Regions from separate parts of the Homo sapiens genome. Here region 1 is linked to region 2. Evidence: chromatin loops called from intact Hi-C (ENCODE). Cell type or tissue: heart left ventricle. All regions are shown on one strand.

Evidence for each region. A loop is a pair of places that touch in the nucleus more often than their neighbours do. Peaks named below come from ENCODE experiments on the same cell type or tissue, not always from the same donor. Only the 100,000 strongest peaks of a DNase experiment are listed, where the experiment ranks them.
Region 1: a loop joins it to region 2, with 2.1 times the contacts of the local background. A loop is called at or near these places in 13 of 110 quality-filtered maps.

Annotation. Positions count from the first base shown.
Region 1 is chr12:93,680,261-93,685,260 of GRCh38, reverse strand. All of the region lies in intron 2 of CRADD (CARD and death domain containing adaptor protein), which reads right to left. Among named protein-coding and RNA genes, the nearest start is that of CRADD, 5.4 kb to the right of the region's middle. In heart left ventricle, no CTCF peak of the experiment used is centred here; a DNase peak (open chromatin) is centred at 2,140; H3K4me3 peaks cover 1,023 bases; H3K27ac peaks cover 5,000 bases.
Region 2 is chr12:93,893,058-93,898,057 of GRCh38, reverse strand. It overlaps LOC105369911 (a long non-coding RNA gene), which reads left to right. Exons shown (of 3, transcript NR_135017.1): 3 at 2,693-3,093. It also overlaps a transcript of CRADD not described here. Among named protein-coding and RNA genes, the nearest start is that of CRADD-AS1, 160 kb to the right of the region's middle. In heart left ventricle, CTCF peaks have their summits at 1,415 and 2,732; a DNase peak (open chromatin) is centred at 3,267; H3K4me3 peaks cover 1,284 bases; H3K27ac peaks cover 3,014 bases.

The sequences.
Region 1 (5,000 bases), 210 kb after region 2:
ACAATTCTAGTCTCTAAAAGTCATGTATTTTTAAAAGGAACTTCGTAAATAGAAAAGTTTTGCTTGCCATAAATGGAAGGAACCCATTAAGTTGACACAAAAAAAGCAATACAACTAGATTCTAGCTAAATACTGTTGCCCACAGAAGGCTTTAAGCATGAGGACCTCCTATCATTCTTACCGAACTGAAACAGAAATAGAAAGGAAATAACTTTCTCATCATGTAATTCAATATTACTTAATCCCACATCCACGTATCAACTAAAGTCATGCTACGAGCCACACAAGATCACGGCTGCACACACATCTCACATGTTGAGAGCAAAACAAAAGGTAGCCACTGAGCCTCTGCTGATGTGGAATGTGATTCATCCCAGGGAGGAAGGTGTCTTATTAGCCACATTGTCACCTGTGGCTCCCACTTGACTTCCTGTGTATTTGTGGTCCCCTCTATCTGAAAGCTCTCCTCCCTGTATCAACTCTGCAGCCAAACTCAGTTCTCTGCTCAGTGTCCCCTCATCAGAGAGGCTTTCCCTGACCACCCCCACCACCACACATACCGCTTCTCTTCATAGCGCTCTTCACCACCAAATGTTATTTATTCATTTGCTTATTATCTGTCCCTGCCCTTATCCCCTCCCTCTACTAGAATACATTGAACTCCATGAAAATAAGGGCTTTGTTTTGTTTACTGTTATATCTCCAGCACCTACTGTCTTGCACAGGGGTCCCCAACTCCCATACCGGTCCGTGGCCTATTAGGAACCGGATCGCAGAGCAGGAGGTAAGTGGCAGGCAAGCGAGGATTACCACCTGAGCTCCTCCTCCTATTGGATCAGCAGTGGCATTAGACTCTCATAGGAGCATGAACCTATTGTGAACTGCACATGCCAGAGATCGAGGTCGCGCACTCCTTATGAGAATCTAATGCCTGGTAATAATCTAAGGTGGAACAGTTTCATCCCGAAACCATCATTCCCCCCAACTCTCCCGTTGGTTGAAAAATTGTCTTCCACAAAACCAGTCTCTGACGCCAAAAAGGCTGGGGACCTCTGGTTTAGCACATGGTCAAGACTCAGCAAATATTTGCTGGATGAACGCATGAATGCCCTCAACTGATCTGGAGATCCTCCATTTGTCTTTATATACCCAGTACCTGGCATTCAGTAGGTCCTTAGGAAGTATATGAAAATCGGGCTGGGTATACACAGAAACCTGGGCCCTCTGCAGACTCTCCCTTTACCGAGGGAAGGGTCTTGCTATGGATACTGACCCACTGTTCTCACTCTAGCACACAGGACGCCACTAGGCAAACACTACTCAGTCACAGTGGAAGCACATGGATAGACTGCAAGCTAGATACACTGAGACCAACACTGAACTTACATGCAGAGCAAGGTCAATTACGTGGTATGATTGGAGGAACCTATGAAAAGAATCCCAAGCTAGAAACCTCTCTAATAAACCCATCACAATATCTAAAATATCTGCCATTAAGAGCTCAGTGACTTTAGATGCATCCAAGTATGCAACTCAGAGCTAGAATGTATCTCAGGAGGGCGGCAGGTGTGGTTCTGTGTTGTCACTCAAGGCTGGCGCCACAAGGGGCAGGCAGAGCCCTTGAGCCCACAGGTAGAGGGGAAATGGACTAGCCAGTCCTGCGCACTGCTGTTGTAAGAGCAGCCAGGGAGTCCAGGGCACAGAGTCTATGGGGAGGACAAGATCAAGCCCAGAGAAGGTTGAAGCAAGTGTCAGCTTAGGGACAGCCATTCCAACAGGCTCAAGAGTTGAGACATCCAATGCTGATGCCGGAGGCACCGAGCTGTGTTCCCAGAGCTCTGTTCTTCACTCTCGCCATGGCTAAGAATACATAAAGCATGAATCAAACCAACGGAGGAGAGAAAAACAAAAACACTCCCAAGCTTAAAGGAAGACTGGGGCAAAAGGCAGAGAATCATGGCAGACACCCAGACCCACAGCCAGGGCCAACACAGTGGAACAGGGAGGGGGTCCTGTGGCCCAGGAGTCACTCCCACCGTGATTTACGCTGAGTCCCACCAGATGGGGAGGCTGGGCTGCCATCAACCTCCTTTCCAGATCCAGATTAGCTCAGGCACTGGAGGGAGCCTGTCAGTGCCGACAGGCCCCATGAGCAGTGAGAAGCCAGGCAGGCAGGCACAGGCTGCCTTCACCCAGACACGGCACTGTCCCTATCTCCTAAATGACCTGACAGGAGCCCAGAGAGGATTTCCAGCTGATCTAATGTCTAGTATGTGACCTTGGCCAGAGAGACAAACCATGAAGTGTTCTCTCCACGGTGCCAAGGTGGATTAAGTCATTTTATCACCAGAATTCCTCTTTTAAAAGGTAAGAGTCCTTACAGGGTGAGAAAAACACAAAACCAATGATCCATTAACAACTTTAACAACTTAAACCTTTTTTTTTTTCCTAACAGAGATTGGGAGACTAGTCACAGAGGCAGATTCTGAGAGAATCAAAAGGTTTAGGGTGTTTTTGTATGTTTTGAGATTTGATGGGGGTGGCGTTCAGAAGAGTAGAGAAGAACAAGATACAGCTCAATTCTCTAAACAAATTACATCCAGCACATAAGTAAAAAGCAACTAACCAGGAACAATCACCAAAATAAAGCCTCTGAGACAGCTCAAAATTTACAAGTGAAACAACGAAAATTAAAACAACAAACCAATAAAGGGGAAACCAAGCATCTCTGGGAAGACCAACACAAGAAAACCTTAATAAGATAAAATCAGTTCATTCTTAGAGAAGGATCAACGTCTTGGCTAAAAAAGAAGGCCATTCCTTCCCATTTGTTCTCAAGGCCTCCCAAGAGACTACTGAATCCATACAAATTAATTAATAAGTATGATCAAAATGAGGAAAAGGTAGGAAGAGTTTAATGTGTACATACATTAAGAGGTTAATGTGTACACACATTCTCCTATAGTCTAGATCCTCAAAACTCAAAGATATCTTTACAAAAATTTAAGTGGACTATTTTAAATCTTACTAAAATTACTCAATTACAACACTGGAGAAGCACCGAGGTCTTAGGCAGTAGGTTCTGGATTTCTTTTTTATAGGGACGTTAAATTGAAGGGATTTCAACTCTGATACTCTTCCCAGGATTTACAAAATAACAAAACCTAGGTTTCCAATTCAGTAAATCCCAATTTAATTTTAGAATTAAAATATTGCCACCAATTAAATTACTTTAAACATGTAAAAAATATTTTAAGTTCTGAAACAAGAGAAGGTGTTAACTATCAAGTTTAAATGCATAATTTCTTCCATTACTTCCACCCTTTCCTTCCCACACACACAAAAAACATATATATCTCTCTCTATATACATATATACATATACACACACACACACCTCTAGAACTTACGGTATACAGGATTTTCAAAAACATATGAAGATTTTAAAAGTGATTTTTAGGAGATAGGAAACTATAAAGTGAAGAAGTGAATGAATGATAAACCCCCAATTCAGGGCTTTTCACTGCGTGGGGGTTGGGAATGAGACAAGATTGGGAAGGAGTGCCCGGGGTTTTTAAAGGCAATCGTAATATTATTTTTCTTAAACTGAGTGATGAGGAGACGGGTGTTCGCTGTACCATTATTCTCCATATCTTACTTATATTTTGTAATATTATTTAAAATAGTCAATATTTAATAAATACAAGTCTTTTTTAAAAGAGTTTATGTGATTGTCACCGTGGAAGGTATTCAAAGACATATATAAATCAAACCCTCACTTCAGAATGTTTTTTTCAATAGCAGTGTTACTCAGTAAAAAGTAAAACAATTAAGATGACTGTACGAATTTGTTCCAGAGCCAACCTTCTACAGAATTAACAAATCTTGAGAAAAACCTTATTTTTCTAAACTTCTACACAGATATGCTCAATTTTTTTCCCATTATGTACTGCTTCATTCTGTTTGCTTTTTTAAAAAGCTATTTTTCCTCAGCTTCTCTGTAACTCTCATCATTTTGTAAAAAATGCCTTAATTCTTTCTAACTCTCTGAATGAATCTGAAGAAATAATGGGGTTATGGCCGAGCATGGTGGCTCACGCCTGTAATCCCAGCACTTTGGGAGGCCGAGGTGGGCGGATCACCTGAGGTCGGGAGTTTAAGACCAGCCTGACCAACATGGAGAAACCCCATCTCTACTAAAAATACAAAATTAGCCGAGCATGGTGGCACATGCCTGTAATCCCAGCTACTCGGGAGGCTGAGGCAGAAGAATTGCTTAAACCCGGGAGGCAGAGGTTGCAGAGAGCCGAGATCGCGCCATTGCACTCCAGCCTGGGCAACAAGAGTGAAACTCCGTCTCAAAAAAAAAAAAATGGTATTATACCTCTACGAATGACATACAACAGCATGATCTGTATCACCCAAAATGACCATAAAATTAAATTCAGTATTTTGATAGTGAAAGGCTTTCAGTTCACCTGTTTTGTTGTTTCCAACTATATGATGCCAGCAGAAACCTCTAAGTCAAATATCAGGAAAACACCAATAATTTTTTAACATTTCTCCAACTCTATGTTATCTATTCTGCTTTCAATAAAGTCATAAAAACATCTAGATACATTTTGTTCAGACATGTGGAGTATTTAATTTTGTAAGGACAATCCAAGCAGTGAATTCCAGTGGTCCTCAAAAGCCAGCTATGTCTAATATTTCAAAAAGCCTAAAGATACATTTAACTGTAACGAGCCCAGACTAGGAATGAAAATACTTTTGCTTTTTCCACTGGGATCTTACCAGGTCTTCCTAAAGTTAGCTGGCTATGTCATGCTGATCAGGTATTCAGACATATGTCAAAATATGAGGTCCATGGAGCAAAAATAGTAAAAGTGGTCTTATTATCAGTATTCATTTTTTTTAACCAGTATTTAAAAAATAGCAACCACGAAGTCTGGGGCCCACTGAACCGGAATAGTTCTATCACTCTTATCAGAAACCCCAGAG
Region 2 (5,000 bases):
AGGGTGTTTATAATTCAAGGAACCTCGATTGTCTGCACACAGGCCTACGATGACTCTCCTCCTCAAACACATTGACCCTGAGGTGAAAGAAGCTGTTGAAGGGTTTTCTGAATCATCCACAACAAAACAATTTCAAAGAATTGTGGCAGCCAAATCCATTTTGTTGTTTAGATCCCAATTTTTCGAAAATCCTCAATCCATGAATGACAGCAACCTGTGGGGGAAGGCGGGGGGGGGTGGAGGTGGGAGGAGTAGGGAGGGCCCTTAGGTCCTGGAGTTGGACACAGCCTTAGATGTGGCTTCACCCTGTCAAAGAACAAAATTTTCACACATTGAATTTAAAGGTCCAGTTGGCTTTTATTATCGATTTGTGAATCAGGCAGCATCTTATCTATAAAATAGAAAAGGTGCTTTGAAGAACCAAGCAGATGGATGGGCAGAAAAGCCTGGGGATAGCAAGATCAAGAAACATGAAGTGGCTTGGTCATTTCAAAGTTACTTTCCTTAAAGGGTTTATACACAGGGGACTTCCCTCTCATGCCTGTGCAGGTGGATGGGGACCCTTTTGATACAGGAGCTAGAAAGAAATTAGGCAGTTAGTGAGGGTAAGAGAGTCCTCAGCAAGGTTACCCTTTTAATAAAAAGCAGCCCCCGAATCATTTCTTTTCTAACAAAGAGTGGCCTGAAAAGTTGAGCTGCAAACATAGATAAGCAAACTGGAAGCTTGCATGGATGAATGCTGGCAGCTATGCCAATAGGAAAAGGCTACCTGGGGACCAGGCATGTTCAGCATGGAGGCTCCATCTTCCCTTTTCTTTGTCACCACGTGTACAGTAAAGAAACAGGCAATATGGCACATATCTGCATAATAAAAGATTAGGGTGGGGTAGCCATCTTCTTCGCACGTTATGTAAATGACACACCTGGTCCAACCAACCTTTGGGCCCTATGTAAATCAGACACTGCCTCCTCAAGATCATCTATAAAACCCTGTGCATTTCACCATGGAACCGGAAGACCTACTCGAGAATCCCCCTCTCTGCAGGAGAGAGACCTATTCTCTTTCTTTCGCCTGTTAAACTCACTCTGTGTGTGTCTGCATCCTCGATTTCTTTGGCATGAGGCAGTGAACCTCAGGTATCACCCCAGATGAATGACACCACTTCACTTTCAGTTGGTTGCTGTAAATCTCCTGATTTTTGGAAAACTGGCCCGTTTTAAAGTTCAGTTTGAGCACATGTCAGGTAGCACAAGTGACACTATTCTGGTTTGCTTTGGTCTGTTGGAGCCCAGTGGAAGGACTCTGTCCAAAGCAATGGCCTCCTATAAATTTTATTTAACAACCTGAGCCTGGGGTAATAGTGACCCAGATAATGGTACTGTGGCTTAGAGAGTCATTTCTCCCTAGTGGTCACTGTGTGTTTTACCAGACAGAACAAAGAGCTGCAGATCCAGGAACAGTGGTTAGCCAACTCAACAGCATTTCCCAGGGAGATGGCTCTCTGTGTAACAGTCATAATTTATCAAACATTTTTGGTCCTTCAGAAACATTCCTGTTTTCTTCTCTCTCCTCAGCACTTCCTGTTTCTCTTTCATTTGGAACTTTTTCTCCTTCGCTATGCCCATCTCCTTTTCTTCCTGGTATTTCTCTCGCTTTCCCTCTTCATTGCTAATCTCCTTCTTCTTCTCTTAACTGGTATCGTCTTTCATATGTATTGAATATGTGTCAGTGTTCCCTGTTATCAGTTTAAAAACTAGATCAATTTATACCCCAAATGGAGTGAACAGATTGAACAAAACACCTGATGCCCATTAAATCTGAATTTCAGATAAATAATAATAATATTTGGAATACAATTATACAAAAAATATTATTGCTTACCTGAAATTTAAATTTAACTGGGCATCCTGTATTGTATTCTCACAGCCCTGCCTCCACCTATAGCTCAGTGTGGGCTTCAAATCTTGTTTGTCCTGAGAGTCAGTGGCTCTTGCAAATAAAACCAGGTCCCACGAATTTTTTATGATGAACCTGGTAACTGTCTTACACTTTTTTTTTGAGACAGGGTCTTGCTGTAAACCCAGGCTGGAGTGCAGTGGCACTATCATGGCTCACTGCAGCCTCAGTCTCCTGGGCTCAAGGAATCCTCCCACACAGCCTCCCAAGTAGCTGGGATTATAGGTGTGCACCACCACACCTGGCTAATTTTTAGATTTTTTGTAGAGGTGAGGTTTTGCCATGTTGCCCAGGCTGGTCTTGAACTTTTGGGCTCAAGCAATCCTCTCACTTGGGCCTCCTGAAGTGCTGGGATTACAGGAGTGAGCCACCATGTCCAGCAGTCTCTTATAATTTAAAAAATGTGATCAATCAACATTTCCTGAACACCCCAAATTGCAGAGAGTTTTTGGTCTCTTGCTTTTATGTGACACCTACATCTTCCAGGAGCTTGTTTTTAAAGGCAGCTGGCCTTCTTGAGGCACTCTTAAGCCCTGCCATCACTGTGCCATCCCAGAAATTGGAGAAAGCTCAGGGTGCAGATTCCCAGGGTGGCTGAATTCAAACCGCAATGTCAGGCCCCTGTTAGGGAAGTTAAGGGAAAGTTAATTCTGTGGGAAGTGGGGAGGGGAGGAGTAGAAATTATAAGCTTTTCTTTCAATATGACATCTTTGCCTTGTATTTCCTGTACCTCAGGAATGACCGAAGGATTGGGGAAGAAAATACTCCCCCTGCTGATGCTCCTTTGGTTCTACTTGGGAGTGAAGCTCACAAGAGGAGGGACTGCAATAAACGTTCCCCAGATGATGCAGAGGTCTCTCTCTGCTGACAGTTAATACCTTGCCTCCAAGCCTGAATCGCCTTCCTGTCTGCGGGGTGTCTGAACGAACACAGCAAGATGTGCAGGTCACTGAGTTAGAAGAAGTCGGCAGGGCCTAAGGCCTTCTGCAAGGTGTGACTCTCTCCCTCCATACTGAGAACATTTTGAAGTGACTTCAGAGGCTGCAGGGCTTGGGAAGTCCCATGAGAACCGCTCCCCTTTCCCAAGGCACCGACATGGCCTGTAGCCAGGCATTGCTGTTTCTCAGCAGACTGATCCAGGCCAGGCTTTCTGCTCTCCCTGCTGGAGGACCGCCATCCTTATTGAATGTATTTCCAAGAAAGCAGTTGACGGGCTTGGCTGTGCTATTTCTGGAAATGTTCAATAGGCCATCTTCTGGCAGGGACCGCTGCTGATGGATGGGTCTGAAGGGGAGACCGAGTGCTCAGCGCCATCTCGGCCCCGGCCTATTCCCAGGTGTCTCTGAGCAACAGCCGTCCCCAAATACCACGGGCCGGCAGCTGGCGGGGGCTGTGGGCCTCTGTGGAACTTGCTTCCTCCCTGGCAGGGAAGCTGCCAGCAGGCCTACTGCTAAATGAAGACAGGCGCCCTGTGACTATAAATTACAAAACACATCAGCTCCGGCTGATGCACCGCATGTCCCGCAGTCAGTTCTGCAGGGGACACTTGGCCACTGCCAAAGGGCATTCCAGACAGTGGCTTTAACTCTTGTGGCAGCCACAGGAGAGAGGCCAAGCCTGTTGCTGGGCAGAGGAGCTCTTGGCAACTCCCAGAGGTTGCAATTGCTCTGGACTGCTGAGCTCTGTATAGACCAGGGCTTCTCACCCTCTGCACCATTGACATTTTGGACAACATACTTCTTTGTTAGGGGCCATCTGAGCATTGTAGGTTTAGCAGCATCTCTGTTATCTACTCACTAGATGCCAACATAATCCCCTGCCCCCCGCCCACCCACACACATACACAGAATTGTGACAACCAAAAACGCCTCCAGACATTGTCAAATGTCCCCTGGAAGGCAAAATCGCCCTTGATTGAGAACCACTGGTGTAGAGGAAAGAGGGTAGGGTCTGGGGTGATGGCAGAGAGAGGAAGATGCCAGTTCAGAATCTCCAGGTGAGCTGTGAAGCCAGGCAAGTAACAGAATCCTTTGGCCTCAGTTTCCTCATCTCTAAAATGAGAAGAAAGAGAAGGTCAAATCAAGGGAGTATGGCGATCAGCTGAGCTAATGTGTGTGGTGCACTTTGAGATGTATTTAAGCTCTAGGTCAAACAACGTAGGAATAGATGATCTAGTGCTTATTTTTTTTTTTTTCTTTTTTGAGATGGAGTCTTGCTCTGTCGCCCAGGCTGGAGTGCAGTGGTGTGGTTCACTGCTACCTCTGCCTCCCAGGTTCAGGTGATTCTCCTGCCTCAGCCTCCAGAGTAGCTCGGATTACAGGCACATGCTACCGCGCCTGGCTAATTTTTGTATTGTTAGTAGAGACAGGATTTCATCATGTTGGCCAGGCTGGTCCTGAACTCCTGACCTCAGGTGATCGGCCCATCTCAGCCTCCCAAAGTGTTGGGATTACAGGCATGAGCCACTGCGCCCAGCCTAGTGCTTAAATTTAAAGAACATGGCTCCCTTTGAAGAATTTAGCCGAGTATTTATAAAATTCCCCGTGACTCTTAAATTAAAACAAACAAATGCTTTAGAAAGCTTTTCTCTTTATTTTTTTTCTTCTGACTTCTAACAAGAATAAGTATGCCGTGTCTGCCTGAGGTTAATGTACATGATTTCCCCTAGTCTTCCTTGAAAGAGGCTTCAATTTTTTTTTTTTAAATCAACACCCTAGGAATTGTGTCCGTCCAATGAACAAACAGAAAGTAATGAGGGAAGGGAATGCCCCTCTATTTTATTCACAAAATTAGCATCCTTTTCTTTATAGTTAGTAACAAAAACTGGTAAGGAACCACCACAGCCCTATAGAAAGACACTGTTGCTTTAAATGAGCTTTGCTGTTATATAATTCTCTGGCTGATTTCACCCCTCCAGCTTTCAAGGAACTGTAAAGAAATCTCTAAAGGCTAATATTTCTCCTGTTCACACTGGCAGAAAAACACAAAGGAAACTGGTAACCTGAGCTCCCTGGAAGGTAAAAAAGGAAGAGCCGAGTCCTGG